6 separate regions of the Homo sapiens genome follow, and regions 1, 2, 4, 5 and 6 are each linked to region 3. Evidence: chromatin loops called from intact Hi-C (ENCODE). Cell type or tissue: CD4-positive, alpha-beta T cell. All regions are shown on one strand. Links, peaks and the distances in the headings refer to the core of each region. The heading gives the core; the rest is flanking DNA.

Evidence for each region. Hi-C counts contacts between places; a loop is a spot of excess contacts. Peaks named below come from ENCODE experiments on the same cell type or tissue, not always from the same donor. Only the 100,000 strongest peaks of a DNase experiment are listed, where the experiment ranks them.
Region 1: a loop joins it to region 3, with 12 times the contacts of the local background. A loop is called at or near these places in 10 of 110 quality-filtered maps.
Region 2: a loop joins it to region 3, with 7 times the contacts of the local background. A loop is called at or near these places in 8 of 110 quality-filtered maps.
Region 4: a loop joins it to region 3, with 10 times the contacts of the local background. A loop is called at or near these places in 10 of 110 quality-filtered maps.
Region 5: it touches region 3 in a loop (18-fold over the local background); 12 of 110 quality-filtered maps call a loop at or near these places.
Region 6: a loop joins it to region 3, with 4 times the contacts of the local background. A loop is called at or near these places in 10 of 110 quality-filtered maps.

The regions. Positions count from the first base shown.
Region 1 is chr17:43,169,799-43,174,676 of GRCh38, forward strand. NBR1 (NBR1 autophagy cargo receptor) reads left to right here and starts at 1,416. Exons shown (of 21, transcript NM_005899.5): 1 at 1,416-1,504. LOC101929767 (a long non-coding RNA gene) reads right to left here and starts at 605. Exons shown (of 2, transcript NR_110868.1): 1 at 328-605. LOC124900391 (a long non-coding RNA gene) reads right to left here and starts at 1,166. Exons shown (of 2, transcript XR_007065760.1): 1 at 618-1,166. It also overlaps a transcript of BRCA1 not described here and the pseudogene BRCA1P1. RefSeq lists enhancers at 237-446, 717-766, 1,017-1,126, 1,447-1,556. In CD4-positive, alpha-beta T cell, for the core only: a CTCF peak has its summit at 2,540; DNase peaks (open chromatin) are centred at 583, 1,333, 2,183 and 2,573; H3K4me3 peaks cover 2,321 bases; H3K27ac peaks cover 2,359 bases.
Region 2 is chr17:43,209,974-43,214,740 of GRCh38, forward strand. It overlaps NBR1 (NBR1 autophagy cargo receptor), which reads left to right. Exons shown (of 21, transcript NM_005899.5): 21 at 1-1,715. The coding sequence ends at 101. TMEM106A (transmembrane protein 106A) reads left to right here and starts at 1,902. Exons shown (of 9, transcript NM_145041.4): 1 at 1,902-1,949; 2 at 2,254-2,421; 3 at 3,048-3,279; 4 at 3,855-3,918. The coding sequence starts at 3,069. In CD4-positive, alpha-beta T cell, for the core only: a CTCF peak has its summit at 2,066; a DNase peak (open chromatin) is centred at 1,828; H3K4me3 peaks cover 2,404 bases; H3K27ac peaks cover 2,645 bases.
Region 3 is chr17:43,481,560-43,486,437 of GRCh38, forward strand. DHX8 (DEAH-box helicase 8) reads left to right here and starts at 2,416. Exons shown (of 23, transcript NM_004941.3): 1 at 2,416-2,626. The coding sequence starts at 2,479. LOC124904112 (U7 small nuclear RNA) reads right to left here; the gene lies at 4,839-4,878. RefSeq lists enhancers at 2,109-2,951, 2,251-2,680. In CD4-positive, alpha-beta T cell, for the core only: CTCF peaks have their summits at 2,203 (motif pointing right) and 2,403; a DNase peak (open chromatin) is centred at 2,262; H3K4me3 peaks cover 1,903 bases; H3K27ac peaks cover 976 bases.
Region 4 is chr17:42,996,131-43,001,008 of GRCh38, forward strand. RPL27 (ribosomal protein L27) reads left to right here and starts at 2,289. Exons shown (of 5, transcript NM_000988.5): 1 at 2,289-2,341; 2 at 2,619-2,701; 3 at 3,803-3,972. The coding sequence starts at 2,621. It overlaps LOC124904006 (a long non-coding RNA gene), which reads right to left and starts at 3,803. Exons shown (of 2, transcript XR_007065759.1): 1 at 3,591-3,803; 2 at 1-3,256. RefSeq lists enhancers at 1,846-3,045, 2,011-2,320, 2,331-2,570, 2,641-2,750. In CD4-positive, alpha-beta T cell, for the core only: a CTCF peak has its summit at 1,996; a DNase peak (open chromatin) is centred at 2,181; H3K4me3 peaks cover 1,830 bases; H3K27ac peaks cover 2,353 bases.
Region 5 is chr17:44,015,470-44,019,910 of GRCh38, forward strand. It overlaps a transcript of TMEM101 not described here. Among named protein-coding and RNA genes, the nearest start is that of TMEM101, 2.7 kb to the left of the region's middle. RefSeq lists a silencer at 1,172-1,466. In CD4-positive, alpha-beta T cell, for the core only: no CTCF peak of the experiment used is centred there; no DNase peak of the experiment used is centred there.
Region 6 is chr17:42,830,440-42,835,317 of GRCh38, forward strand. PSME3 (proteasome activator subunit 3) reads left to right here and starts at 2,958. Exons shown (of 11, transcript NM_005789.4): 1 at 2,958-3,234; 2 at 3,905-3,937; 3 at 4,076-4,138; 4 at 4,333-4,437. The coding sequence starts at 3,193. RefSeq lists an enhancer at 2,606-2,775. In CD4-positive, alpha-beta T cell, for the core only: no CTCF peak of the experiment used is centred there; DNase peaks (open chromatin) are centred at 2,692 and 2,952; H3K4me3 peaks cover 1,895 bases; H3K27ac peaks cover 1,774 bases.

The DNA of each region.
Region 1 (4,878 bases), core at 553-4,552, 310 kb before region 3:
CCCAGTTATCTGAGAAACCCCACGGCCTGTCCCCCGTCCAGAACGTCTCAGCGAGCTCACGACGCGCAGTCACGTTTTTTTCCCCCCCTCTACACTGCAGATGTGGCTCCCAATGTTGACGTTGGCCAGGACCTTTGCAAACAAGCCAGGCCAAAAAGTTTCAATATTTACACTGGCTGCTTTAATAAGGGCATTGATCTTATCCTCCGTAAAGGTCACCTCATAGTCCTGCAGAATGAGGGCAGAGTAGATGCAGGCAAGCTGGGAGACGGAGGCCATAGCGCGGGCGAGTGTGGGGCTGGGGCTGCCGGACGCGGTGCTACTCACCGGATGAAGTGAGGGTCTCACCCCAACGCGGCCTTAGCTTCCTCGGAAGGACCGAACACCTTGGCGGCAGCCGAGGAAAGGGGTTCCACAGTTTTAATTTATCTGTAATTCCCACGCTTTACTGTTGCCACGGAAACCGCTGAGCAATAGCCTCTCAGAATAGGAAATCAAGACACAGTCAGAGGAAGGGCGGGACAGAAAGAGCCTAGCATCTCTCGGGGCTCTGGGTTGGCCACCCAGTCCTCCCCTGGTGACATAAAAAGAAAGAGACGGAAAAGGAAGAATTCTACCTGAGTTCGCCGTAAAGCGCCCGCCCTCTCGCCTCTACGCTTCCAGTTGCGGCTTATTACGTCACAGTAATTGCTGTACCAAGGTCAGAATCGCCACCTGAGGCCTGAATATCAGCGTAAGATAGTGTCCAAAGCAGTCTTAAGAAGAGGTCCCATTACCCCACTCTTTCCGCCCTAATGGAGGTCTCCAGTTTAGGTAAATAAAAGGATTGTTGGGAGGTGGAGGGAAAGAACTACTATTTCCAACATGCATTGCGGAACGAAAGGCCTTGGCCACACTGTTCCTTGGAAACTGTAGTCTTATGGAGAGGAACATCCAATACCAAAGCGGGCACAATTCTCACGGAAATCCAGTGGATAGATTGGAGACCTCCGCGGGCTTATACATGTCAACAGTAATGGATTGGAGTGTTGTTATGTTCTCCTATCTTGAGAGCAGAGACTAGGCCAAAAAAAGATACCTACAACTCCTAGGAAGACTACGATTCCCATCCAGCCCCACGAGTCTCGGGCAAGTAGTCCTCTAAGGTCAGTGGCCTGCGGGGACGCAGTGGGCGCCGAATTTGCCTGGGGAAGGGGAAATCCGCTCTGGCCCACATCTGCGCACTCCTAGTTCCGCCCCTCAGCCTCAATGTTTGTTATTGTTGTTCGGGTTCAGGTTGCTTCTGCCCCGCCCCATCGACGCAATCTCCACCAATCAATGGCGTGGTCGTTTTGAGGGACAAGTGGTGAGAGCCAATCATCTTGGCGAACACTCGGAGAAACAGGGGACTAGTTACTGTCTTTATCCGCCATGTTAGATTCACCCCACAGGGATAGCGGCAGAGCCGGTAGCGGACGGTCCTTGCATTGGCCTCCGGCAGGCGCCCCCCGGGGGCGGGAAGCTGGTAAGGAAGCAGCTGCGGTTACCTAGGGGTGGGGTCACGTCACGCTAAGAGGGTTTGGGGAAGTTCAAGGGAGGAATCCTGCAAAGAAGAGGGGCGACTTTTTCCGTGTTTCGGGACAGCTAATCTTTTTAGTGACAGGATGAGAGAGCCCTTCATGTTCAGAGGGACCGAGTTGGCGAGAAGCGCCGGAGAGTTGGAGAGTCTGTGGGTCAGAACATCCGGCTTCTACTGATGGAAGGCCACGACTCCCCAGTGGAATGAGGGCCTAGGCAAAGAAAATGAGAGAGCCCTCGGGGTAGTGACACTGTCTTGGGAACATGGAGTGCTAGGAAACGAAAACTGGAAGACTAGGATGAACTCTGCAAGTAAAAAAATGACACTACTTACACATCCTTCTCATCCCATCCTCGTTTTTTCGAGACCTTAAAGAGATCTCCTTGGTTAGGGACCTTCGGTTTTGGAAAGGCACTGTTTTTCCTTTTTGTCAAACACTCAGCTTTCAGGCCACACTTTTTTGAGACAGAGTCTTGCTTTCTCAAAGACCAACCCAGGCTGGGCTTGAACTGCTGAGCTCAAGCGATCCTCGTGCCTTGGCCTCCCAAAGTGCTGGGATTACAGGTATAAGCCACCGCTCCCGGCCTCAGGTCACACATTTTAAAGCCTGGATAACTTGGCTTGTAAAGGCCTCTGGTGGAGACAGTAATCAAAGCTCAGGTTGCCAGGTCTGTTTCATTAAAGGGATTTTGTTGAGGCTGAAAAAAAAATCGACGTGGAGGAAAAGCTAACTTGTGCCAAGCAAAGGTGAGTCAGTGGCATGGACTTACAATAATGCCAGTTATGAAAGCTGAAGGCCTAAGACCCAGCTATCTGACTCTACTGGCTGTAGACCTAAGGGGCAGATAGGGTTAACCATAGCTTTGGTGTTTACACACGTTTAAGATTAATGCTCCTGCTGAAAGAATTTTTTTACATGTCAGCCAAAGAGAGTTCCTTATGAAGACCTGGATATGGTCCAGCCAAGCTAGAATCTCCCACTTCCTGTTTTCTCTTAGTTGGCCCACCAGCTGGAGGAGCTCCAGAGTATCTAAATTTCCAATTGTGTAATTTGAGAAAAAGAGAGGAAGATTCATTTCCTTCACAAGTAGGGAAGTGTGTTTCTTGAAGTTGGAAAGTGATATTTCAGAATACCCACTTTTGGCGGACTGAGTCACTTCATTTCCTTGATTTTTTGCCTAAGGTCCTGGGGAATTGACAAAGATTCTCAAATTTTAAGGACCCCAATAATTACATTTCATATGAATGAATACTAGATGTCAGCAGGATTGTTGTTAAGAGACTAATATTATTTTGGTGGTGAACTTGGTTCTTGGTAGAAACAAAGAATGGAGAAAATTGGGGGATAATTGTCTTAGGGTTTCAAAAAAGTGCCTTTAAATGACAGTCTTAATTGTAGTATTTTACAGGGCAGTGCATTACATTGTGGAAAACAGTACAGGTTTATGGTTCTAAAGACTGGTTTATTATTATTTATTTATTTATTTGAGATGGAGTCTTGCTCTGTCGCCCAGGCTGGAGTGCATTGGCGCGATCTTGGCTCACTGCAAGCTCCACCTCCCAGGTTCACGCCATTCTCCTGCCTCAGCCTCCCGAGTAGCTGGAACTACGGGCGCCCACCACCACGCCTGGCTAAATTTTTTGTATTTTTAGTAGAGACGGGGTTTCACCGTGTTAGCCAGGATGGTCTCGATCTCCTGACCTCGTGATCCACCCACCTCGGCCTCCCAAAGTGCTGGGATTACAGGCGTGAGCCACCACATCCGGCCCTATTATTTTTTAAAATGTTTAATTGAACTTAATTTTTTTAAGGAGACAGGGTCTGGCTTTGTTGCCCAGGCTGGTCTTGAACTCCTAGGCTCATGATCCTTCCGCCTCAGCCTCCCAAAGTGCTAAGATTACCAGCATCAGCCACCACACCCGTCCAGTTTTTTATTTTATTTTATTTTTGAGACAGAGTCTCGCTCTATCACCCAGGCGAGAGTGCAGTGGCATGATCTTGGCTCACTGCAACCTTGCCTCCCAGGTTCAAGCAATTCTCCTGCCTCAGCCTCCTGAGTAGCTGGGATTAAAGGCCTGCGCCACTACACGCAGCTAATTTTTGTATTTTTAGTAGGGACGAGGTTTCACCATGTTGGCTAGGCTGGTCTCAAACTCGACTCAAACGATCTGCCTGCCTCTGCTTCCCAAAATGCTGGAATTACAGACATGAGCCACTGTGCTTGGCCTTTATTATCATATTTTTTATATTTGAATGACATTTTGAAAGAACTTGCGTACACATTTTTAATTTGATCCTTATGGTAACACTGTGAGATAGTCAAAGCAGACGTATTAGACCTATTTTATAGGTTAAAGAACCGAAGCTCAAAAGCGAACTGACCTGCTCACAGTTTTATGTCTAGTAATGGGCCGGAGGTATGTCTGGAAGCTAAGTCTTCCCAGTTTGTGTGCTCCTCCGCCTCCCCTCTGCCCCCCACCCCCACCCCCGCAGACCACGCTGTAAATCCCTGGGACTTAATCTTGTTCCTCTCAACCTAAGCTATTTTTTCATATCTTGTTCCTCTCAACCTAAGCTATTTTTTCATAAAGTCATAAAAACCAGTTAAACGTAACCATTCATCAGTAAACAAAATCCTTAATTAAAAACATAATGATCAGAATAGAAATCTGATTAAGGAATTGTTAACTTGTTAGGCATGATAATGATATCTAGACTGTTTTTAAAAAATTCTTATCTTTTAGAGGTACATACTCAATTCTTAATGGATAAAAGCATAGATGTCTGTCAAAATAATCTAGTAGGGAAAGGGTATTGCTGTAAACCTTTGGTTACAGCAAATTGGTCCTGAGTTGATAATTATGAAAGAAGCTAGCTTATGGGTCCATAGGGATTCATTATATTCTCTCTACTTTTGTATAGATTTAAATTTTCCCATAAAAATATTTTAAAAAATAGTCCGGGCATGGTGGCTCACGCCTGTAATCCCAGCACTTTGGGAGGCCGAGGTGGGTGGAATCACGAGGTCAGGAGATCGAGACCATCCTGGCTATCACGGTGAAACCCCGTCTCTACTAAAAATACAAAAAAATTAGCCAGGCGTGGTGGCGGGCGCCTGTAGTCCCAGCTACTCAGGAGGCTGAGGTGAGAGAATCGCTTGAAACCAGAAGGTGGAGGTTGCAGTGAGCCAAGATTGTGCCACTGCACTTGAGCCTGGACGACAGAACAAGACTCTATCTCAAAATAAATAAATACAATAATATAAAATAATTATATTATTATAGTTTGGTTAAAACATTAGTTGACTATGGTCAGTTCA
Region 2 (4,767 bases), core at 1-4,000, 270 kb before region 3:
TGAACCTACGGCTGCTGAAGAAACACAATTACAATATCCTGCAGGTTGTGACAGAACTTCTTCAGTTAAACAACAACGACTGGTACAGCCAACGCTATTGAGGAGTGACCTTGTATTAAATAACTGCCTGCTGCTCAGAGATGATCTTTATTCTGTCATTGGGGTATGGGATAGAAGCCCTTGCTTATTTTTAATCTGATGAATCTGTATAGAGCCCATCGTTGAGTTACCAAGACAATACCTGCTACAGTATTTTGGGGAGCAAACTAAAGACCAGAACTTAAATTTTCACTTTAGACATTGGATGAATAGTATGAAGACAGTTTTTCAGTTGATTTGGATAAAACTATTTTAGTGCATTGACAAGTGTAACTTCAACTTCATATAGAACCATTTTTCTTTCTGCTTTTATTGAAACTGAGTATTTTTCTTTGGCTAATGTGGATTTTTTATGGGGATATCTGTTAATTTTCAGGTTTTGAAAGACATTAACCTCGGAAGTTGTTTTTAAGAATTATTCTCATAATTCTTATTCTCATAATTTCTGTAATCCACCTCAAGCTTCATAGTTATTTGGCATTGAAATAACACCCAGAGCATGATAGAAATGTTGTTACTCTTCCTCTCTCAAGGAGAAAGTAATTTTCCTGCAATACTTAATAATTGGCACCGTTGCTTTCTAAAGACTCCATGGTGCATTCAAGAGTATCCAACTTCAAGGGAATCTCCGCATTTCAATGAAAGGAGGAAGAGTGTGCTGATAAACCTACCAGCACCTATTGAGCAATGTCTATTATAGTAATTTTGCATACATTTTTATTTAAGGGAAAAAATATAGGTATTGTGAAATATTTTGCTAATCTTATAGAAAAGGAAAAAATCCCGTTATTTAAAGGGAAAAGTAAATTTAACAGTTGCCTTTTTTCTTAATGTCAGGGCAGATCTTATTTTACAGTACAGTGGGGGAAATAGAAACATGTGAAAGGCAAAAGGCAGGCTCCTAAATTAATGTCAGTGAAGTTCAGGGTGGGCAAATGAGTGTGTGTGAGGTATAGGAAATGCTGATGACTTCTTTAATGCTTGAAGTCCGTTCACAGGTATCTAGCCCTAGAATGCCTAGAACAGGAAGAGGCAGCTGGTGTTCTGCAAAACTTGGACAGGGGCAAAGTTGCTGAAAAAGTTTTGGTTTAACCCGAAGATAAGTGGAAAAGAGCTTGTCCATGAACCCAGGTTCTCACTCTGTTTACAGAAGTGTGTTGAGTACAGTTGGTGAAGGAAGAGGTAACAAAAAATGCTAAATATTTTATCCATGAAAATGACTTCCAGAAAAGGAAGAATATGAACCCCAGACCGAAGGGGAAAAGATAGTTAATAGTATTATCTAACCTGGTTGGTATTTGTAATGAATGGTGATTTTAATTAGTCATTAGCCATAATGATGTTTATTTACAGTATAACTCCTGAATGCTACTTAAATAAACCAGGATTCAAACTGCAAGCCAGCCAGGCCGTTCATTATTTAAAACGTTTTAATCGGGGCTTCCGGGTAGAAGGTGGAGCGGCAGGGTGTAATTGGGTTGATGGGTGGGACCTGTCTTGACCATCGGAGTTTTATAATCGAGGGCCAGGAGGGCCCGGGTTGCTCTCCTGGTTATGTATGTACTTGTACATAACCACCTAAAGAATGGTGAAATAAATGTTCTTGGAAATTCCTACCCGGACTGGCTAGTCCTTGCGGAAGCAGCGTCCGGGCCCTCGGGTAACGTTTGAAGAGCTGGCAGCGTCTCAGGCTGCTGCGTGGCGAAGGGGCGGACCGGGGGACGGGGGGGTGGGCCCTTAGGGGCTGGGGCGGGACTTCCCTGGGCACTGAGTCAAAGCTTGAGGGGAGTGTTCGCTCCCGCATTTTCGATTCCACTCTCTTCCGTTTCTGTCGCTGCAGTCGTCCGCGGGTAAGGCCCTCCCTAGACCCTTTATACCTACTTTACCTTTCGGAGGTCAAGACACCTCCTGTTGCCGCCTCCTCGCCCAACACACAGGCGCCCCCCGCACGGGTACCAAGCTTGACTAACGGCCTCTAGGGGTGTGTGGTGGGACTTGAAATCCTCCCTTAATGAAGTCACACCTTCTCCGTCCGCTTCCACCCGGTCGGCCCATGGCAGAGCCCCCATGTAGCCCAGGAATCGGCTTGGCCCTTCGGGGAGGTCAGCGTCCTTACTATCCCCACTCTCCAGTGCGGCACATTCGTTCCCCTAGGACTCCGGCCGGTTGCCGGCCCCAGGCGGTGCTTCTCCCCACCACCGCCCAGCTCAGCTCAGCCCAGCCCAGCCCACTCTGCCCTTAGAGGCCCTTCTCCCCAAAGACGCACTCCAGAAGTCTCGCCCTCGTGCGGCTGAGGAGCCTGGGATCCCAGACCTGAACAAGGTGAGCATCCCTATATTTTAGCCCAGAAAGATCTGTGTGGCTCACTTGCCGGCCTCGTTCTGTCACACAGAGTCCAGATTTAGCCTTGAGTTTTCCTAGTGAAAGACAGACCCTGGTATCACTATGACCCTCCTCAGGCTTTCTTACCCCGCCTCAGAAAGCAGTGAGGTGTCTGCTTTCTCCCAGGGCTTCTTTAGATAGGGGTCTTAACCACACCTGTGACCAGTCTGGCCTCCTCTCTCCTTGATTCAAAGAATCTCTTTTCTGCCCTATCCAACTTCCTTCCCTTAAACTGAATGACAGCTCAGCAACTTTTCCAGAGAAAAATTAAATGCTCTGACAATCACTTATGGAAGTTCCTTAAAGTGAAGTAACTTCTGCTTTTCTTTTGTTTTCCCTTTTGTAGGCAGATTGGTCTCTTTTAAAATAATGAAAGGAGTCGAAATGCATTGAGACTTCTGAGAGTCCCATGTGACCACCCAGTTTTTCACATCCTATCTTCCTTAGGCTTGAGCTTGCTTAAACTGTGGTGAAGCTCCTTGCCAGTCTTGAGAACTTCAAACCAAAATTACATCTGGCGTCAGTGCTAACAAGCTTAGCACTGAACTTTGGTCTTTTCTCATTAGTGAAACCCCCGCCCCTGAAGAATGGGTAAGACGTTTTCCCAGCTGGGCTCTTGGCGGGAGGATGAGAACAAGTCAATCCTGTCCTCCAAACCAGCCATTGGCAGCAAGGCTGTCAACTACTCCAGCACCGGTAGCAGCAAGTCTTTTTGTTCCTGTGTGCCTTGTGAAGGAACTGCTGATGCCAGCTTCGTGACTTGTCCCACCTGCCAGGGCAGTGGCAAGATTCCCCAAGGTGAGTGGCCCAAGGCTCTGGAAATAGCCTGGAATCCAGGGAAAGTTCTTAGCCTGTTGGCCTGGGGCAGCCCCTCTGAGTCTCCTTGGATGGGGTTAGATCTGCTCCCAGCTCTTGACCTCCCAGTCTCAGGCTGGCCAGGGAGATACTTAACTATCCTTGGGTTCCCTGCAAAAACCTGCCCTCCTTCCCTGGTTGTATTCTCCAGCCCCTTGTGGGAAAGAAGGATTCTAGCCACTGTGCTTCTGAGCAACACTGTGTGTCCTAGGATTCATTCAGTTCAGGAAGTTACAAATGAACTTTCCAAAGATGCTGGGCATCTCTGATTTGCTGGTGACTTTCAGAGATTCTTCATACCTATTAGTGGAAATCTCACTTCCATTCTAGAGATGGCAAAGCTGAGCTGCCAACTTTGGTAGCAGAGTCCAGTGCTTCCAGTCCTGCTCTGGGGCAGATGTGGCATGTTTCTAACATTGCTCTATGGTGTGGGTGGAGGCGTGCTTCTGGGAAGCTGGCACAGTAAATATTTGTCACAGTTGCATCTTGGCCCTCCCTCTCACCTTCTCTCTCTCTAGAGCTGGAGAAGCAGTTGGTGGCTCTCATTCCCTATGGGGACCAGAGGCTGAAGCCCAAGCACACGTAAGCCCCCCTTCCTCCCCTAGCTTCACAAGCCATTGCCCCTGGGGGCTGCTCCCTTTGTCTCCCCTGTTTTGATCTCCCTTAATTTCTTCCTATTAGTTCTTCCATAGAAAGCCTGAGCCTCAGAGGTACCAGCTCCTTACGTCCAAGGATTTTTTCCTGATTTAGAAGCTCCTGGACCGGGTGTGGTGGCTCATGCCTGTAATCCCAGCACTTTGGGAGGCCAAGGCAGGCAGATTACTTGAGCTCAGGAGTTCAAGACCAGCCTGGGCAACATGGTGAAACCCCATCTCTATCAAAAAAAAAAAAAAAAAGAAAAAAAAAAAGAAAAGAAAGAAAGAAAGAAAAAAGCAGCAGCTGTGGGCACAGCAGATGTCACTTGAGGCCACCTGGTGGGCTTCCTTAAGCATCACTGCTTCCAGAAAGCATGGCCCCCTCTCCAAGACAGGAAGGATCTGGTAGCTCTGCAAGTCCTCCCAGGAAGGAGGGAACAAGCATGTGGCCCTGGCTGCAATTGATTTGAAAATGTTATTTTTCTTAAGCACCTCCCTTGCTGAGGCAGTTCAGATTTGCTTGTTTTTCTTCTAGTAGAGATGAAAAACCTATTGTCCGCTGTTCTGGGATACTTCAGAACCTCAGGCAGACCTGGGGCCTACTGTGTTTGTGATCTGAGTCCATCTGACATGGAGCTCCCTCAACCTCCTCCCAAGGTCCTGGTGTCAACCTGGGAGTCACCACCAAGCCGAACCCTCTCCGCCACCCCACTATACCAGAATTAGAAATCAGGCTGGGCGTGGTGGTTTATGCCTGTAATCCCAGCACTTTGGGGAGGCCAAGACAGGCGGATCA
Region 3 (4,878 bases), core at 341-4,340:
CTTTTGCACTGCGTTCGATTCACGGTCTCTTATGGGGAGGAAGAGTAGGAGGATTCCATGTGCATCTGTGTTTGGGCTGTCAAGTTATCTGTATCTACATAACTATTTGTTTTCCTTTGGCTTCAAAGAAATTTTTGGTGTTGCAAGAAATATGTATATTGCAGAAAAACTGTCACTTCTTAAAATGTGCAGTTAATGGCATATCTAAATAAAATGTAATGTTTTGCTGTTAATATTTACTATTGATATATATGTTCAATAATTCCCAAACAATTCTAACATTTAGTATTTATTAATTCTAGTATTTATTGCTACTACTGCTGCTACATGTTATGGTTCCATAGCCCCTATTCTGACAGAGCTTTGAAAACAAAACAAACTCCCTATCTGTTCCTCCTTCCGGTTAAATATTGGAGGAAAGCAGAATAGTAATATTAATTTTTAAAGAGAAAGAAGCACAGAGAATGAACATCAGATAGAATAAGCCCTTGAAATCGTAACTCCAAGCTGGCAAATTGAGCACATTGGATCAAGTGCAGAGTTTTCCATTCTATTCATGGGGAGAAAGAGGAAGCGAAATGGGGAGGGGTAGGAAGAACTCAGAGGGTTTAGTAGTGATTCCTTAGGAACCTGGAAACCTGGAGCTTCTGGAGACAGTGAGAACAATGGCTGGGTTTTTCTCTGCCTGTCATTTTTCAGTCCATGATGAGATGTTGAAGAAACAGAGTCCAAAGGTACACCAGTGTAAAAATGTTGCCAAAGTGAAAAGTGGGAGACTGATTTCCTCCTTCCGATTGATTGGAGAGCCATTCACTTTAGGGTGCTTCTGTTTCCTTACTCATCACACAGAGCACTGGAGTGTGGGAAAAATCCCCATCCCACATTAAGGTTGCCACAAAGGTAAAAAAGACCTGAAGCAGAAGTTGGGAGACCTGAGCTTATGACCTTGGACTTACAGCACAGCTGATATTTGGGGGAATAAGGTTTGTTGTTGTTTTTGTGTGTGTGTTTTGTTTGTTTGAGACGGAGTCTCACTCTGTCGCACAGGCTAGAGTGCAGTGGCGAGATCTCAGCTCACTGCAACATCCACCTCCCAGGTTCAAGCAATTCTCCCGCCTCAGCCTCCCTAGTAGCTGGGACTACAGGCACATACCATCACGCCCAGCTAATTTTTGTATTTTTAGTACAGACGAGGTTTCACCATGTTGGCCAGAGTGGTCTTGAACTCCTGACCTCAAGTGATCCGCCCGTCTCGGCCTCCCAAAGTGCTGGGATTACAGGGGTGAGCCACAGTGCCCAGCCCCTGGGGGAATAAGTTCTGAGAGGACACAGGAAAACTGGGGATTGAAAAGCAGGTTTTCACAAGAGTGGAGGCAGCTGGCTCTGTGGGTTCCCAGACTAAGGGGATCTGTGCTTGACAGACCAGAGGCCAGTTCTGTGACCATCATCTCAGCCTTGAATTTTTTTTTTTTTTTTTTTGAGACAAAGTCTCACTCTGTCGCCCATGCTGGAGTGTAGTGGTGTGAACTCAGGTCACTCCAACCTCTGCCTCCTGGGTTCAAGCGATTCTTGTGCCTCAGCCTCCCGAGTAGCTGGGACTACAGGCGCCCACCACCACCACGCCCGGCTAAGTTTTCTATTTTTAGTAGAGATGGAGTTTCGCCACGTTGGCCAGGCTGGTCTGGAACTCCTGACCTCAAGTGATCCACCAGCCTCGGCCTCCCAAAGTGCTGGCATTACAGGCGTGAGCCACTGCACCCGGCCTAGCCTTGTGATATTAACAGTAACTGTCATTTGCGGTGTGCCTACTCTGTGTCACACTCCTTGCAGTTATTCCATTTAGGGTAGAGCAACATTATTCTAGTTTACAGATGAGAAAACTAAGGCCCCAGAGATTGATTTGCCCAAGCAGCCAGCTGGCAGTGGAAGTGCCAGTTTCTTCGTGTGTAAAACAAGAGAAGGCAATCTACTGCCTACTGGCTTGTCAAGGGTCACTTGAGATCGGACGACAGGAACCACAAAGAAGTGAGGCCGGGAATTTGCGGATCCACAGTAAAGCAAGTTTGTCTTTTTCCAGACGTGCATTAAGATTCCTTTTTCAAGTGTTCTAAAGCGCAGGCGCAGGCTGTTTTGCGGTTGCCTCCCGGCGCCTCTTGTGCAGGCCGGGGTCGCCCTCTGCCGACCCAGGGCGGGAGCGCGCTGAGTGAACGTTTCCAGGCCTGAGGGCGGGCGGAGATTTTTCTCGCCTGTAGAGGGCGCAGATCGGCGTGCAGAGTAACCCACTCTAGTTGTCCCTTCCTTAAGCACTTCCTGTTTGATCTCTATGATCCATCCTGTTGGGACTTGATTCGTTCCTCAAATTTTCAATTTACCGTAAACAAAGGGGACGCGCGCTGACCCGGAAGTGAAAGCTGGAACCCGGCCGGAGTAGCTCTGAGCGCCGGCTGTGAGGAAGGAGGTTCTGGGCAAGCTATAGCCATGGCTGTGGCTGTAGCCATGGCGGGAGCCTTAATCGGGTCGGAGCCAGGCCCCGCGGAAGAACTTGCCAAACTCGAGTACCTGTCTTTGGTGTCAAAGGTTTGCACTGAGCTGGACAATCACTTGGGGATCAACGACAAGGACCTTGGTGAGCTCGGGGAGGTCCCTGGGACCTCAGTTTGGGATTGAGGGAAGCGGAAGGAGGAAGGAGGAAGGAGAAAGGTGGTTGATGGACCGAAAGTATGTTCGTGTGAATCTGTCTCTCTCTGTCGCAGACACCGGTGCCCAGGGTACACGCTGCCGTGGCCTCGGCTTGAGAGCCCTCGAGAAACTTTAGAAACTTTCCCAGAGCTGTCAGTGAAGCCCGGGGCGGTCATCTCTGCTTGATTGTTTTTTGTTTGTTTTTTCAGCCTCAATTAAACATGTTTAACAACAACAGCAGCAGATGCTGCGATGACGACGATGATGGCTGACGTTTATTGGGTGCTCACTATGTGCTAGATGCGATGCTCAGCTCTTTATTGACATTATTTTATTTGGTCTTCACGCCACTCTGTGACATAGTAGTTAGCGTCTGTGCTTTTAACTGTGTTCTTTGACCGTTCATCCTGTACTCTTTTTTGAGGCAGGGCCTCGCTCTGTTTCCCGGGCTGGAGTGCAGTGGCACGATCTCGGCTCACTGCAGCCTCCACCTCCTGGGCTCAAGCAGTCCTCCCACCTCAGCCTCCCGAGTAGCTGGGACTACAGGCGGGCGCCACCAAGCTCGACTCATTTTTAAATTTTTTGTAGAGACGGGGGTCTCACTGTATTGCCCAGGCTGGTCTCGAACTTCTGGGCTCAAGCAGTCCTCTTCCCTCGGCCTCCCAAAGTGTTGGGATTACAGGCGTGAGCCATTGCGTCCTGTACTATGTCTTAAACACCAGTCACTAGATGTTTTGGGGCAAACTACATCTGGGGAGCCGAAACTGAGGAATTAGAAAAGGCTAGGGTCCTAAAGCTAAAGCCATAGACAGATGGAGCCTTTATGAAGGTACAGAGGATGGATGGGATCAAGGGCAACCAATGGATGGATTGACCTTTGGTACGTACAGCAAGGCTTCTTCAGTTGTAACAGGAGCGAGGACAGAGAATACAGTTGCAGATTCAGATGAGTTTAGAGATTGGTGGTGGGAAGATGAGTGAGAGAGTTCCAGCCCACTCTTCAGTTTCCTAAATGAAGATAAAGTCATCAACCGGAGGGATGGAAGGGAAGGGGCAGGTGACAGGAGGGGTTAGGGAAGTTAGACGAGTGACCTTTGGTAAGATTCATAGTTTCTCTGAAGCTGTTTTTCTCATCTGTGAAGTGGGACGATGTCTTCACAGGGTCACCATATAGCATTTAGGAAGATGCCCTGCAGCCAGTATATTTTAGTTTACTTTTTTCTCTTGCCTCCCAGCCAAGATGTGTCTGTCCTATATAACTTTTCCCGCAGGATTCTTCTCTTTTAGTTGATAATGAGGTGATAATTTCGTCGGTTTTGCTATCTCGTTAATATGTTTCCTTTATTCAGCAAATATTGAGCTGGGGGCTAGGCATACCACAGAGAACAAGACAGATTTCTGCTTTCAGGGAGCTTACCTTTCTCTCTGTTTTCATTTTAACTCCTAATACCTTGGCCTTTTAGAAGAAACAAAAAAGTTATTGACATTAACCCCCAGTGTTTAATTGTTTTGATGTTAACTTCATTTGTGTACAAAAATAGAGCGAAGTATAAACTTCATAATCTTTTAGTTTATTTATAGCTAAAGATCTCAATTAATTTGCAGAAAACCCACAAATATGCTTTTTCTGTTACATACAGAATTATAAAACCAGTAACATTAAAAGTACTAACATTGGCTGGGTTTGGTGGCTCACGCCTGTAATCCCAGCACTTTGGAAGGCCAAGACAGGCCGATCCCCTGAGGTCAGGAGTTTGAGACCAGCCTGGCCAACATGGCGAAACGCCATTTCTACTAAAAAAAAAAAATACAAAAATTAGCTGGCCATGGTGACTGGTGCTATGCAGGAGGCTGAGGCAGGAGAATCGCTTGAACTCAGGAGACGGAGGTTTCAGTGAGCTGAAATCACATCACTGCACTCCAGCCTGGACGAAAAGAGCAAGACTTTATTTCAAAAAAAAAAAAAAAAAGTACTAATATTGGTTTAATGCAATAGACAGTGTCTTTTGTTGAAACTAAATTGGCAGAGTTGGGTTTAATAACAGAAAGGCATATATTTGCTTCTTTTATGTTTTGTTTGCTGACTTGATTCTTTTGCTTTTGACCCTGATGGATGACTTATTAATTTATGTATTTAATTTTTGGGAGAGTTGAGATAGTAGAGTTTCCGATGAAAACTGGAAAACCTGCTAGACAAAT
Region 4 (4,878 bases), core at 290-4,289, 490 kb before region 3:
TTAGCCAGGCGTGGTGGCATGCGCCTGTAGTCCCAGTTACTCGGGAGGCTGAGGCAGGAGAACTGCTTGAGCTCAGGAGGCGGAGATTGCAGTGAGCCAAGATCATGCCACTGCACTCCAGCCTGGGCAACAAAGTGAGACTCCATCTCAAAAATAAAAGACATAAGACAAAATTCAGAGGATTTAGTTACTGATTTGATTTGGAGGGTAAGGTGGCTTAGTCCTAGCTACTTGGGAAGCTGAAATGGGAGGATCGCTTGAGGCTAGGAGTTTGAAGCTACATCACACCTGTCAATAGCCACTGCATTCAAGCCCGGCAACATAGCAAGACCTCATCTCTTTAAAAAATGAAATATATAAGAAAAAGACATTTTAAAAACCATTGGAGGCCAGGCGTGGTGGCTCATGCCTGTAATCCCAGCACTTTGGGAGTTCGAGGCAAGCGGATCACTTGAGGCTGGGAGTTCGAGACCAGCCTGGCCAACATGGCGAAACTCCATCTCTACAAAAAATATAAAAATTAGCCGGGTGTGGTGGCAGGAGCCTATAGTCCCAGCTACTTAGGAGGCTGAGGCAGGAGAATCGCTTGAACCCGGGAGGTGGAGGTTGCAGTGAGCTGAGATCGCGCCACTGCACTCCAGCCTGGGTGACAAAATGAGACTCCGTCTGAAAAAAAAAAAAATTGTAATGGGGCCGGGCACGGTGCTGCGTCGCCTGTAATCCCAACACTTTGGGAGGCTCAGGTAGGAGGATCACTTAATCCCAGAAGTTTTTGAGACCAGCCTGGGCAATATAGTGAGTCCCCATCTCTACCAAAAAAAAGTTCTTTGATTTTGTTTTTGTTTTTTTCTTCAAATTACACGGGCATGGTGGCACATACCTGAAGTCCTAGCTACTCAGGAGGCTGAGGTGGGGGGATCACGAGCCCAGGAGGTTGAGGCTACAGTGAGCCATGATTGTGCTACACACCATTCAGCCTGGGTGACAGAGCGAGACCCTGTCTCAAAAAACAAAACAAAAGCCATTGCAATGGGATCCTGAGGGATACAGGGAAAATTGTATCACTGGAGAGCTTCAGGAGAGAACTGATGAAATCCTGGTTGTTCCACATCTTGCCCAAGACAAATCCTATAGGTTCAGATAAGCAAAAACTGTGAGATAGTTTATCTTTCCCTTAAACTCGGAAAGCACATAAGGTACCATGTGAAAACACTCTTCTGGTGAGTGATGGGAAATAATTCAGTTTGAGAGCCAACTAGACCTAGATTCAGACCTAGATTTGAATCCCATCTATGCCACTGATTAGGATTAACCTCAGACAAGCAATTTATCCTCTCTGAATTGCAATTTCCTCATGTCTAAATGGGAGGAGAATGCCCAAGATGCAGAGTTGTGAGGATTAAACAGGCTGCCGGCTTGTATAAAGTGCTCACATCTTGCCTGGGAGAGAATCGCTGCTCAGGATGGTGACATGGTAAACAGTATGGGTTCAGGAGTTGAACTGCTTGAGGCTGAGCCCCAGCTCCACTATTTAACCACTATAGACTTCGGGCAAATCTCTCTAAGCCAGTTTCCTCGACTCTAGAATGGAGATAATAGTATCTATTTCTTAGTGTTATGATGACCAAATCAGATGATGTGCATAAATAGATTAACCTGACCTGGCACAGGGTAAGCAGCTGCCATTCTTCTCCTCTACCTCCCTCATGCTTATTCTAGTTGGTAATGTCAGTGACACCACTAGACTTTAACTGTTGGGGGTAAATATCCTTTTTGTTTGTTTTTTTAAAACCAAATTTAGCAGTGGGGGGTTGTATACCAACTTTAGTGACCCTAACGTTGATAAGTTCTGATAACCCACTACTATCGGACCAGCCACCCTTACTGATCTTTGTCCCTCCCTCTTTAGCTAACAGTGCCCCCGACAGGCACCAATAAATGCCCTATTTTTTTCCCTGTGTCTCCCAAGAGAAAAAGTAAATTTCAGATTGTGTTCCCCCTCCTAGCGCCAGAGAAAGGAACTACAACAAAGCCTAGCTGCTGAGTCCAGAGCGCACAGCACAGTCGCCCTCCCAGCTCTTCCGTCGGCCGGGAGGAGTCTCCTTTGCTCTTGTCTACTGCTGGAGCTGCTAATAAAGTTTCATTCGAATACTTGAGCTGCCGCGCCCTGCGTTTCCCTCATGAGCTTCTTCCGCCCGCAACACGAGACTCAGCACCACACAATCAGCGTGGCAAAGCCTGAAGGGCGGGACAGGAAGTGAGGTCACTCCTCACCGGGGTGAAAGGTTAGCGGAAGTGTCCTTCTTTCCTTTTTGCTGGTAGGGCCGGGTGGTTGCTGCCGGTAAGTAGAAGCTTGGGTTGAATCTTTCAATCCGCTGCCATCCGCGGCTTGGGGGTCGAAGGTCCGGGCGGCGCCGGGTGCATTCCTTCCCTAGGTCTCTGGCGGCTACGTATCCGATCCTGTCCTGCGAGCAGGGCCCTCGGGCGGCCTTGACCAAGGCGACAGTGAACACAGTCTGAAGTTCCGGCCCAAGACCTGGGCTTGCTGGCAGGAGTCAGCTCTGGGCATCTTTGGCTTTACGGATTTTTAAGTGGCCCTTTCTCCTTGCTCTCTGCAGAAATGGGCAAGTTCATGAAACCTGGGAAGGTGGTGCTTGTCCTGGCTGGACGCTACTCCGGACGCAAAGCTGTCATCGTGAAGGTATCAGCCTCGCGGGACTCTGCGTCCTTGCATGCCGGGACCAGGCTGGCTGCGGCGGGGCGGGCAGGCTTGGAATTCAAGGCCTGTTTCTGGGGCAGTAGCCAGTGAGCACGGTCAGGGTGAACGTGGGAGAGTTTTTGAGAGAGGAAGAAGCACAGTAAAAGCAAATGTGAGCTGAATTGGGCTCCCAACGCATAAAGCCTTCTCCACCAGAGGCTTTAAATATATAGTAATAGTGGCTGACATTGCACGCTTGCTATGTGCTCCCACTGCCTTTCAGGTATTGTCATGTGCAGTCCTTGAAGTAATCATAGGGGATTCCTTTTCTTTTCTTTTCTTTTTTTTTTTTTTGAGACGGGATCTCTGTCCAGGCTAAGTGCAGTGGCGTGATCACTGCAGCCTCGACCTCCCGGGCTCAAGCGAGTCTCCCATCTCAGCCTCTCGAGTGGCTGGGACTACAGGTGCGTGCCACCATCCCCAGCTATAGGGGGTTCCTTCCTGTTGCTAAGGTTTGGAGGTGTTCTGTTATTTACCTGAAGTGCTGCAGCTGGGAATCTGTAAGAAGAGGAGGAAATTGCTTTTAGAAAGGTCACATAGCCCCTCACTGTTTTCCTCTTATCCATGATTTTGTAGCTTCTTGAGAGAGTTCCCTAGGCTCTGGCCACATACACCACTGCGTTTTGTTGTTGTGGGGACACTGGAGTACCCCTGGATTCCCCTCTCCCATCTCCTGAGACTGATCTCTGGAGTTAGGCTGTGGTGTCTTAACCTTGGCTGTACACTTCACTAGCAGTGGAGCAAGTGAATAGATACCAAGTCCTGTGAGCAGTGCTTGGCATATAGCAAGTACTTCTTAAATGTTAACTGTTGCTACTTTTAAATCTCTTACCTCTAGTAAGCCGTTCCAGATGCTTCCTGATGGAGATAAACACTGTTCTGTTTCTCTTTGGTCATTTCTCATAGCTTTCTGTGATTTTTCTCTTTATAATGGTGGATCTTGGAGACCTGAGGGTGGAAATATTTTTTGGACACTGCACTACCTCTAACACAGGGCCTAAATAGGCCCTCAGTGAATAACAAATGTAATTCTTACTCATTTAGAACATTGATGATGGCACCTCAGATCGCCCCTACAGCCATGCTCTGGTGGCTGGAATTGACCGCTACCCCCGCAAAGTGACAGCTGCCATGGGCAAGAAGAAGATCGCCAAGAGATCAAAGATAAAATCTTTTGTGAAAGTGTATAACTACAATCACCTAATGCCCACAAGGTGAGCATTTCAAGAACTAGAATTTAAATTTCTTCTCCCTGCTCTGTTGAATAATGAGACAGACCTTGCAGCCATTCCAACACCAGGAAGGGATATCATTTCCAAAATGTTCATCTTCAACTCATAAAGTGGCTATGGTTTCCAGTTTTGCCTTTGATCCATCTTTTAAGTGTTGGGTAAAGATTGTTTTCCATCCACAGTAAACACAGGCATGGGGTCTGATCTGCCCTCTTCCACTGTTCCACCCTCAAGGATAAATACAATAGGTTTCAAAAAGTCTGTGAGTGCGTGAAAGCAAGTCTTCCCCAATTAATTTTACTCACCTGTTGGGCCCTTTAGTCTGGGGACATACACTGTCTTAGTACAGTGTTTTGTTTTGTTTTGTTTTTTTTTGAGACGGAGTCGCCCAGGTTGGAGTGCAGTGGCGGGATCTCACACCATTCTTCTGCCTCAGCCTCCCGAGTAGCTGGGAGTACAGGCACCTGCCACCACACCTGGCTAATTTTTTTTTTTTTGTATTTTTAGTAGAGACGGGGTTTCACCATGTTAGCCAGGATGGTCTCGATCTCCTGACCTCGTGATCTGCCCACCTCAGCCTCCCAAAGTGCTGGGATTACAGGCGTGAGCCACCGTGCCCGGCCAGTACAAGTGTTTTTTAAGAAGTACAAGAGGCCGGGCACAATGGCTCACGCCTGTAATCCCATCACTTTGGGAGGCCAAGGCGGATGGATCACCTGAGGTCAGGAGTTTGAGACTAGCCTGACCAACATGGTGAAACCCTGTCTCTACTAAAAATACAAAATTAGCTGGGCATGGTAATCCTGTAATCCCAGCTATTTGGGAGGCTGAGGCAGAAGAATCGCTTGAACCCGGGAGGTGGAGGTTGCAGTGAGCCAAGATCACACC
Region 5 (4,441 bases), core at 24-4,023, 530 kb after region 3:
TGTAACCTCCGCAACCTGGGTTCAAGCGATTCTCCTGCCTCAGCCTCCTGAGTAGCTGAGACTACAGGCTCTCGCCACCACGCCCGGCTAATTTTTTGTATTTTTAGTAGAGACGGAGTTTCACCGTCTTAGCCAGGATGGTCTCGATCTCCTGACTTCGTGATCCGCCCGCCTCGGCCTCCCAAAGTGCTGGGATTACAGGCATGAGCCACCGCGCCAGGCCAGAGTTGTGAACTTTAAATGTGACAAGGTCGGTCCTAGTACATAGTAGTGGTTCAATAAATGATACACATAACGCACCAGAGGAAACCCCCGTTTCTGTTAAGATCAAAGTAAGGGGTCCTCCTGGCTCAAAGTCACCTCTTTGGGTTTGCCTTTTGCCTGTGCCCTGAGAGAAAAAGGAGATCTGAACATCTGGGACATCTCAAGTCAGTCCATTTCTCCAGCTGCCATGCTCCCGCTGTAACCCAAATTGTCATACTTTGTCAGTTTAATTGCAGCAGACATCCAGGTGGTCTCTGCATTCCCCTCCAGTGTGTTCTCAGCCCCTTCTCCCACGCCCCACCCGTTTATATGTTCTCATAACATCAGCTACCTTCCTTTGAATCACTTGGCACGGTGGCAATTAGATAGATAGATAGATATAGATACACACGCACACACACACACACACACATATATATATATCTGCTTTACATATATATGCTTTTTTTTTATTTTTGAGACAGGGTCTCACTGTGTCACCCAGGCTGGAGTGCAGTGGTGCGATCTTGGCTCACTACAGCCTACACCTCCCAGGTTCAAGCGATTCTCCTGCCTCAGCTTCCCAAGTAGCTGGGATTACTGGCGCTTGCCACCACACCCGGCTAATTTTTATTTTTAGTGGAGACAGGGTTTCACCATGTTGGCCAGGCTGCTCTCGAACTCCTAACCTCAAGCGATCCAACCGCCTTGGCCTCCCAAAGCGCTAGGATTACAGGCGTGAGACACCGCACCCAGCCAATATATTTGTGATTGTTTTATTGACAATCTTCCCCTACTAGATCGCAAGCTCCCTAAGCACAAACACGGTGCCTGGGTTTCTGTTTACTGTTTACAGATGCTCCTTGACTTGTGATGGAGTTATATCCTGATAAACCCATCATAGGTTGAAAATACTGTAAGTTGAAAATGTGTGGCTGACTGGAAGCTGTGGCTTGCTGACACTGCCCAGCATTGTAAGAGAAATACAGTTTCCACTGAATGCAGATCTGCTTTCGCACCAATGTAAAGTTGAAAACTCCAATGCTGGGAACCATCTGTAGTATACAGGATGCCCTCAGGACCTAGTATACAGGATGCCCTCAGGAAATATGTGCTGTACAGATAAATGAAAAGGTGTTGGGCTGGGCGCGGTGGCTAACGCCTGTGATCCCAGCACTTTAGGAGGCCGAGTCGGGTGGATCACGAGGTCAGGAGTTCAAGACCAGCCTGGCCAAGATGGTGAAACCCCGTCTCTACTAAAAATACAAAAATTAGCCAGACGTGATGGCTGTAATCCCAGCTACTCCGGGCGCCTGTAGTCCCAGCTACTTGGGAGGCTGAGGCAGGAGAATCGCTTGAACCTGGGCGGCGGACCTTGCAGTGAGCCGAGATCACGCCACTGCACTCCAGCCTGGGCGACAGATTGAGAGACTCTGTCTCAAAAAAAAAAAAAAAATTCCCACCAGGCCGGGTGTGGTGGCTCACGCCTATTATCCCAGCAGTTTGGGAGGCCAAGTGGGGGGTTGGATCACCTGAGGTTAGGGGTTCGAGACCAGCGTGGCCAACATGGTGAAAACCCATCTCTACTAAAGATACAAAAAATTAGGCTGGGCACGGTGGCTCATGCCTGTAATCCCAGCACTTTGGGAGGCCAAGGATCACGAGGTCAGGAGATCGAGACCATCCTGACTAACACAGTGAAACCCCGTCTCTACTAAAAATACAAAAAAAATTAGCCAGGAGTGGTGGCAGGCGCCTGCAGTCCCAGCTACTCGGGAGGCTGAGGCAGGTGAATAGCGTGAACACAGGAGGCAGAGCTTACAGTGAGCCGAGATCGCGCCACTGCACTCCAGCCTGGGTGACAAGGTGAGACAACATCTCAAAAAAAAAAAAAAAAAAAAAAAGCCAGGCATGGTGGGAGGCACCTGTAATTCCAGCTACTTGGGAGGCTGAGGCAGGAGAATTGCTTGAATCTGGGAGACGGAGGTTGGAGTGAGCCAAGTTCGCGCCATTGCACTCCAGCCTGGGCGACAAGAGCGAAACTCTTGTCTCAAAAAAAAAAAAAAATTCCCAACCAGCCAGTGAAAGGTGGGCAATAAAACCCCTTTTCACATTTCATTTTAAACCGGCCACTAGGGTCGGGCATGGTGGCTCACACCTGTAATCCCAGAACTTTGGAAGGCAGAGGCACGGGTGGATCACTTGAGGCCAGAAGTTCGAGACCAGCCTGGCCAACATGGCAAAACCCCATCTCTACTAAAAATTAGCTGGGCATGGTGGCGGGAGCCTGTGATCCCAACTATTCAGGAGGCTGAGGCAGAAGGATCGCTTGAACCTGGGAGGAGGTAGTTGCAGTGAGTCGAGATCGCACCACTGCACTCCAGGCTGGATGACAGAGCAAGACTCTATCTCATAAATAAACAAACACAGTCACTAGGATAAGGTCTGGGTAAATCAGAAAGACCATGAGAAGCCAGGCATGGTGGCCCACATCTGTAATCCAGCTACTCAGGAGGTTGAGGCAAGAGGATTCCTCGAGGAGTTTGAGGCTGCATTGAGCTATGATTGCACTACTGCACTCCACCCTGGGTGACAAAGCAAGACCCCCATCTCTAAAAAGTAAAAAAACACGAGAGAGGAACATATAGATGCAAAGAACTAGGGAATGAGATTGTATACGTGTATGTTGGAGGGTGGGGAGGTCTCTAGGCAAGGAGAATGAGAAAAAGTCTGGGTTAAAGGTAATTTTGTCTATCTCTACCCACCAGTGACAACCACACAAAACAAATTTCCTTTACCACAATATAGGCACATAGTACAGAATCAACTTTCCAGTTGGTTTTATTTTTCCAGTCTCCTCACCTCTCCGTTTCAAATGGCTGAGGTGTACAGCCCTAAAGTGTTGACGAGGACCAGAACCAGGATTGTGTACAACATGTCCATAAAATAGTCCTAGGAGTCTGCCTGGGTTGTCCCTATAGGCACAATGCCCCACCCTCCCATCATAACCTTAGCAAGCAGTTTCCAATCAAGTCTCCAGCAGCAGTGGCCAGGGACTTGTGTCAGGGGGAGGGGAAGATTGGATTGAGGAAGCTTGCCTTGGTACCCACTGCGCCCCTTCTCAGGGCTGAAGTCCCTCTCTACCTTTTCCTGCTCTTTCCTCTTTCCCAGAGGGATACTGAGAAGGGAAGGACCTGGGGCCAAATCCTCATTTCTAGGGTTGGGACAGATGCTGGCATGCTATCAGGCCAGAAGAGGGGGATGGGTGGGTGGCCTGGCCCCTGAGAAATGAACACAGCCATTTGTCCCTGTGGTCCCCCCACTCCCAGTTCCTCCTACCCCTGCCTAGTGTTCTGTGCGAGAGACGAGTGAGGGGAGAAGAAAAGGCACACATACAATACCTTTAAGGGTAAACAAGCTTTATCCCACATAAATGGCAATGCAGATATAATAAGCAAATGATATAGTAAGCAAGTTGCAATGGGAAGGGGAGAAAGGAAAAGAGATATATGTATTTATACTCACCAGACTATGGAGGATTCACCACCAGACTGGGAAGCAACAGCAACAGCCTGGGCTCGAGAGTCGGACACTGCACTCACCAGACTATGGCGGATTCACCACCAGACTAGGAAACAACAGCCTGGGCTCCAGAGTCGGCCACTCGTCCGTGCACAGACGAGGAGAGGTCTCATGAAGCTTCGGCACAATCTAGGACCCTAGCTCTTTTGTAATGAGTTGTTTGGCATGAGCTCCAGGCACGAGGGCCCTTCATGACCAGGCTCAAGGAACATAAAAAGGTCAACTTGTTTTTGCGATTGTCTGTTGTTTTTCAATAACTAACATATAGGAATAGATTGAAATAGAGATTTATCTGAAACAGCGCTGGATGAATGCCTCAAGGGGCTCACACAACCTGTTCCGGGACTTGGTGACCATTGTTTGTGTCCATGTTCAATTGAGTTCAAATTTAATATTTAACTTTTCCTCCACATTTGGCCTCAATCTGATACTCAACTGTAGGAAAATACTCTTACGGATACACAGGGAAGCCACAATTGATATAGATTACAGATACAGGGTAAGCACAGGAGAACTAAAAGCATAATTAATAAAAACCACACCCCTCATGGCTTTGCAAGGAGATTCATATTGTGAGAATTGTCAGGGATATACACATAACATTCAGGATGCAGTA
Region 6 (4,878 bases), core at 459-4,458, 650 kb before region 3:
TAATATATTGAGTACTACTGAGAGATTCAAATAAGATGAGAGGTGACCACTGGTGTCAACATGGTAGTCATTGGTAACCTAACAAAAATTATATCAGTGAGAAAGTGGGGTTGAGAAGTCTGATTAGAGTGGATTGGAGTAAATGGGGCATGAGGAAGTAGAGTAAGAGACAATAAATAATTCAAGAAGTCTTGCCAGGAAGGAGAGCACAGAAAGGGAGTAACAGCTACAGAGGAATCTGGATTCGGGGGGGAGTTTTCTCAAGATAGGGGATATTGGTTATGTCTGGAAATGACCCAGCAGAGGATGTGATGTAGGAAAAAGAGGGGCTAATCATGGGCACAGACATGGGATTGAGAAAGTCAAAGGGGATGGAATCCAAAGCACAAAAGGAAGAGATAGGAACAGGTTTGTTTCCTTCAATGAAAGAGGAAAGGCAGAAAGTATTTTGCAGATTGGCAGATTTGGTGGTGAGATGATGAGGTAGTTCTCATCTGCTTCTGTTTTCTCAATAAAGAATGAGCCCAGGCCATAAGTTGGAGGTGGGAGAGAAGGAATACTGGAGGTTCAGGGAGATGAGAAAGTATGATAGTCATTGGGAGGGTGGGAGAGCAAACTTGTCAGGAGCATGTAGTAGGAGCTCAGGCAGTGTTGTGCACTCATTTGAGATTTTGGGACATGAATTTAAAATTAGACCAGTCATCAGTGATCACATGTGACTTGTAAGCACCCAGAAATGAATAGTTATTGTTAAGTGTAGTGGTACTCTCCAGTTGTTCACTGAATAAACAAATGAATGGAGTATTATATTAAACACTTGGATGGGGAGGAGGAAGGGAAATAAAGAGAATGTGTATCTGTCTTATAACCTACTTGAAGGAGACAAAACATAATTATTTGAGAACAAAGCATATTTTAACAGGCACAAACATATTAGCTTTTCCAGTTGATGTTATAAATTCTGACTGGAATAAGAATAGTGGCATACTTAAAATAGAATGGAGTAAATGTGGGAAATAATTCCTGAAGTTTCAAATCGGATCTCAAAAGTTCCCAGGGAAATGTGTTAACAGAAAACATGTAAAAGGGGGAAAACTGATAGAGCATGATGTTATATGTGGCCTTCTATAAGCTGAAAAGGACTTTGAGCTTGAAAGCAGGAATGGAAATAATTACTGTAATTTAAGGAGTAACCTCTTCATGCTAAGCATTAACAGATCACTTACTTACCTGACAGTGGCTACTATTTATTTTGTGTCTAAGCACTGTGCTAATTGTTTTACATATATTATTTCTAATATTCACAACACTACAAAATTACATACTATTATTTATTACTAATTATTAAAATTCCATCTTACAGATGAGGGAATCGAGACTCAGCATTTCAATAATTTGCCCAAGATTCCAGTTAGTAAGGAGCTGAGGTGGGATTTGAAGCCCAGGTCTCTGATCCCAAAGGCCATAGTCAGTCTTCTGTGCTTTACTCCATTTAATTGTGTATTCCCCTCATTTTCCTAGCACTTAGTAGAGAGGCCAGCCTAGGATAAATGTTCAACAGCAAGAGCGACCCCAAAATACAAATCTGATGACCTCCTTTTGCACTTAATCTAGATTGTTTACTAACAACCCTCCTCACCCTCAGCTCACTAGTCTTTGTCTTCAAGACAATCTCTTTCCTTCCCTAGAGCATTTGCCTGAGCTGCCCTTATACCTCTCAAGGCTCTTCTCACTCTTTCCATGCTAACCTCTTTATATCCTTTAGATCACAGCTTGCCTGTTCAGAGGCCTTCCTTGGCCATTCGATCTAAAATAGATCTCTCGTATTTTCTATGTCATCCACTTTTTCCCTAACATTTATCAAATTTTGCAGTTACCTTGTCAGTTTACTTTCTGGTGTTTTTCCAATATTATGCCCCATGGGACCAGCGACCTTGAATCTTGTTTGCCTTTGATTTCCCAGAGCTGTGCTCTTCAATACAGAAGCCAGCAGCCACATGTGGCTACTGAGCACTGTACTACAAATGTGGTGTTGCCTTATTGAGATGTGCAGTTAAGTGTAAAATACGCACTGGATTTTGAAGACTTGGTATGAGAAAAGAATGCATAAGATCTCGATTTTTAAATGTTGATTACATGTTGAAATACTTGTATAAACTGGGTTAAATGTATGACTAAAATTTTCACTTGTTTTACTTTTTAATTGTGGCTACTAGAAGATTTCAACCTACATATGTGACTCACATATTTCTAGAATCTGACACAGTGCCCTGCCCCATTTTATTGAATGATATATCCAATGTCGAGAGAGAGAGATCGAATGAATGGGTGCATGAAGAGGTATAGTCTCATGCTTCCACTAGGCAAATAGATACAGCACTGCCGTAGAAGTTAGGAGATCTGGGTTCTGGCTCAGGATGTACTGGAAACGCCTTGGACAAGCCCTACCCTACTCTGGGGATCAATTTGCCAATTAGGTAGTTGATCTTTGAGGTCTGGAAGCTTACGAGAATCAGTTGGCAGGGAAATGTACCAGGAAAGCTTGGTACAACGGCGCTTGTCTTTTTCGCTCTAGCCTAAACACTTGAGCCTCGGCAAACGGGCAGAGGCAGCGGGAATCAGGGACTACACCCCCGAACCCAGTACCCGGGTCCCCGACTTCCCCGAGCCTACGTCACTGGGGCGCGACGGCGTTGTCCCCGGGAGTGCAGCGGCTGAGAAGGTCCCTTCGGTGAAGGCGAGTTCCGGGACAACAGAGAGGGCCGCACCGTTTCCGAGTCTCTCGGAGGCTCAGTTCTCAGCGCACCATTCCCCACAGCTCTCCTTTTTACTTTACCCCTACCCGACACTTGACCCCGGCAGTGTGAACCCCGCTGGGAGCGTCCAAAGCCATGCCTCATCGCGGCTGCGCAGCGCACGTGCACAGCCTCGCAGGAGTCTCGGCGATTGGCTGTGACGCAGTTTCCGGCGTGAGCGGCGAAAGCCGGGAGGGCGAGCGAGAGAGCAAGCAGGCAGCAGGCTGCCGGCGGGCGGGCGGACGGCACAGAGGGAGGGAGCGAGCGAGCAGTGAGTAAGCCAGCAAGGGCGGTCGGGTCCCGAGGTCAGCCGAGATTTCTCAGGTCCCTCCGGCCCCCTCCCTGGAGTCCACAGCGCCTCCGGTGTCCAGAGGATCGGACACGGCCCGGCCCGGCCATGGCCTCGTTGCTGAAGGTGGATCAGGAAGTGAAGCTCAAGGTAGCGGCACCGGTCCGGCCTTTTTGCCCCTCGCTTTGATCCCCCAGCAGTCTGACCGGCTTCCTACTCCCCATGGCGTCTTTGTCTCCCTGGGGATACCAGCTCTGAGCTTCCGCTCGGCTCAGCCCAGCCCCCAACTCCCGGGGTCGGCTTCGCGGGAGAGGAAAATATAGGATGGCTTTCTGTACCGCGTCTGATGATGGAGAGTCCCGGGGACACCTCCGCGGACACGTGTTGGACTCAGGGCTTTAGGCCCGTGACAGCTGGTAATCCCCCAGCCCAACAACGTCCCTGGACACTGCCCCTGCCCTTGGCGGCTGGCCTGCCTAGTATCATAGACTAGGTCTGGGTGGGGGTTGGCACGTTTGTGAGCTCACATCTTCCCTAACTACCTGTCTTTTGTCTGCTTATCAAATTCAGACAGCTTCAGACACAGGAGGAAGGGAGGGAAGGGGGAGGACAGAGGAGACAGGCAGGTGCTGTCCTCAAAGCCCTGCGTTCTTCTGAGATGGAAAAATGGATCCTCAAAAAAATAAAGTATTTGCAGTCTGGGGGCCTCTCAGCTTCTTATTACAGTTACAAGGTGAGGGAAAGACAGTTGGATTGGGATTCTCCATCCTGCTCTTACCTCTGTCCCCAGGTACTGAATTGCTCTCTTTGTTAATTTTAGGTTGATTCTTTCAGGGAGCGGATCACAAGTGAGGTGAGTGAAATAAATAGAAAAATGGTTGTTGGTTGAGAATTTCCCAAAGAGGAGATACCTGGAGAGAGAGAGAGAGAGAGAGAGAGAGAGAGACCTTCCCACAGATATTAATTCAGCTGTATTTTCCCTCTTCCTTAGGCAGAAGACTTGGTGGCAAATTTTTTCCCAAAGAAGTTATTAGAACTTGATAGTTTTCTGAAGGTGAGAGACCCTATTCTTTCCTCAAATTCCCCAATTTTTTTGGCCCTGGTATTACTGTCAACTGGGATAAACTGTTGATTCTTCTTCTTTTTATTTTTTTAAACTGTAAAAGCACTTTCATTTCTTGCTCTTCAAATCAAATACTTCTTTGTTCAGCTTGAAAAGATTAATGTTTTGGGGTGGGTGTCTTTCAGGAACCAATCTTAAACATCCATGACCTAACTCAGATCCACTCTGACATGAATCTCCCAGTCCCTGACCCCATTCTTCTCACCAATAGCCATGATGGACTGGATGGTGTAAGTGTCCTATATTTATCTTTGTGTTCTTGAGCAGTAGGTCCTCTGTCCTCTGTTTCCTTGTCAGTTTAAGATGTACAGAGGGAACAGTGGGATTTGGATCTGGGAACTAGGACTCTGTTACAGACATGATGACTCTAGTATAGTTCTTTTATTTCTTATTTATTTATTTATTTTTGAGAAAGGGTGTCACTTTTTTTGCCCAAGCTGGAGTGTAGTGGCGGGAATGCTGCTCACTGCAGCCTTGACCTCCCGAACTCAAGCGATCCTTCCTCCTCAGCCTCGCAGGTAGCTGGGACTACAGGAGTCCACCACCATGCCCACTGATTTTTGTATTTTTTGTAGAGATGGGGTTTCACCATGTTGCCCAGGCCGGTCTCAAACTCCTGAGCTCAAGTAATCCACCCGCCTCAGCGTCCCAAAGTGCTGGGATTACAGGCG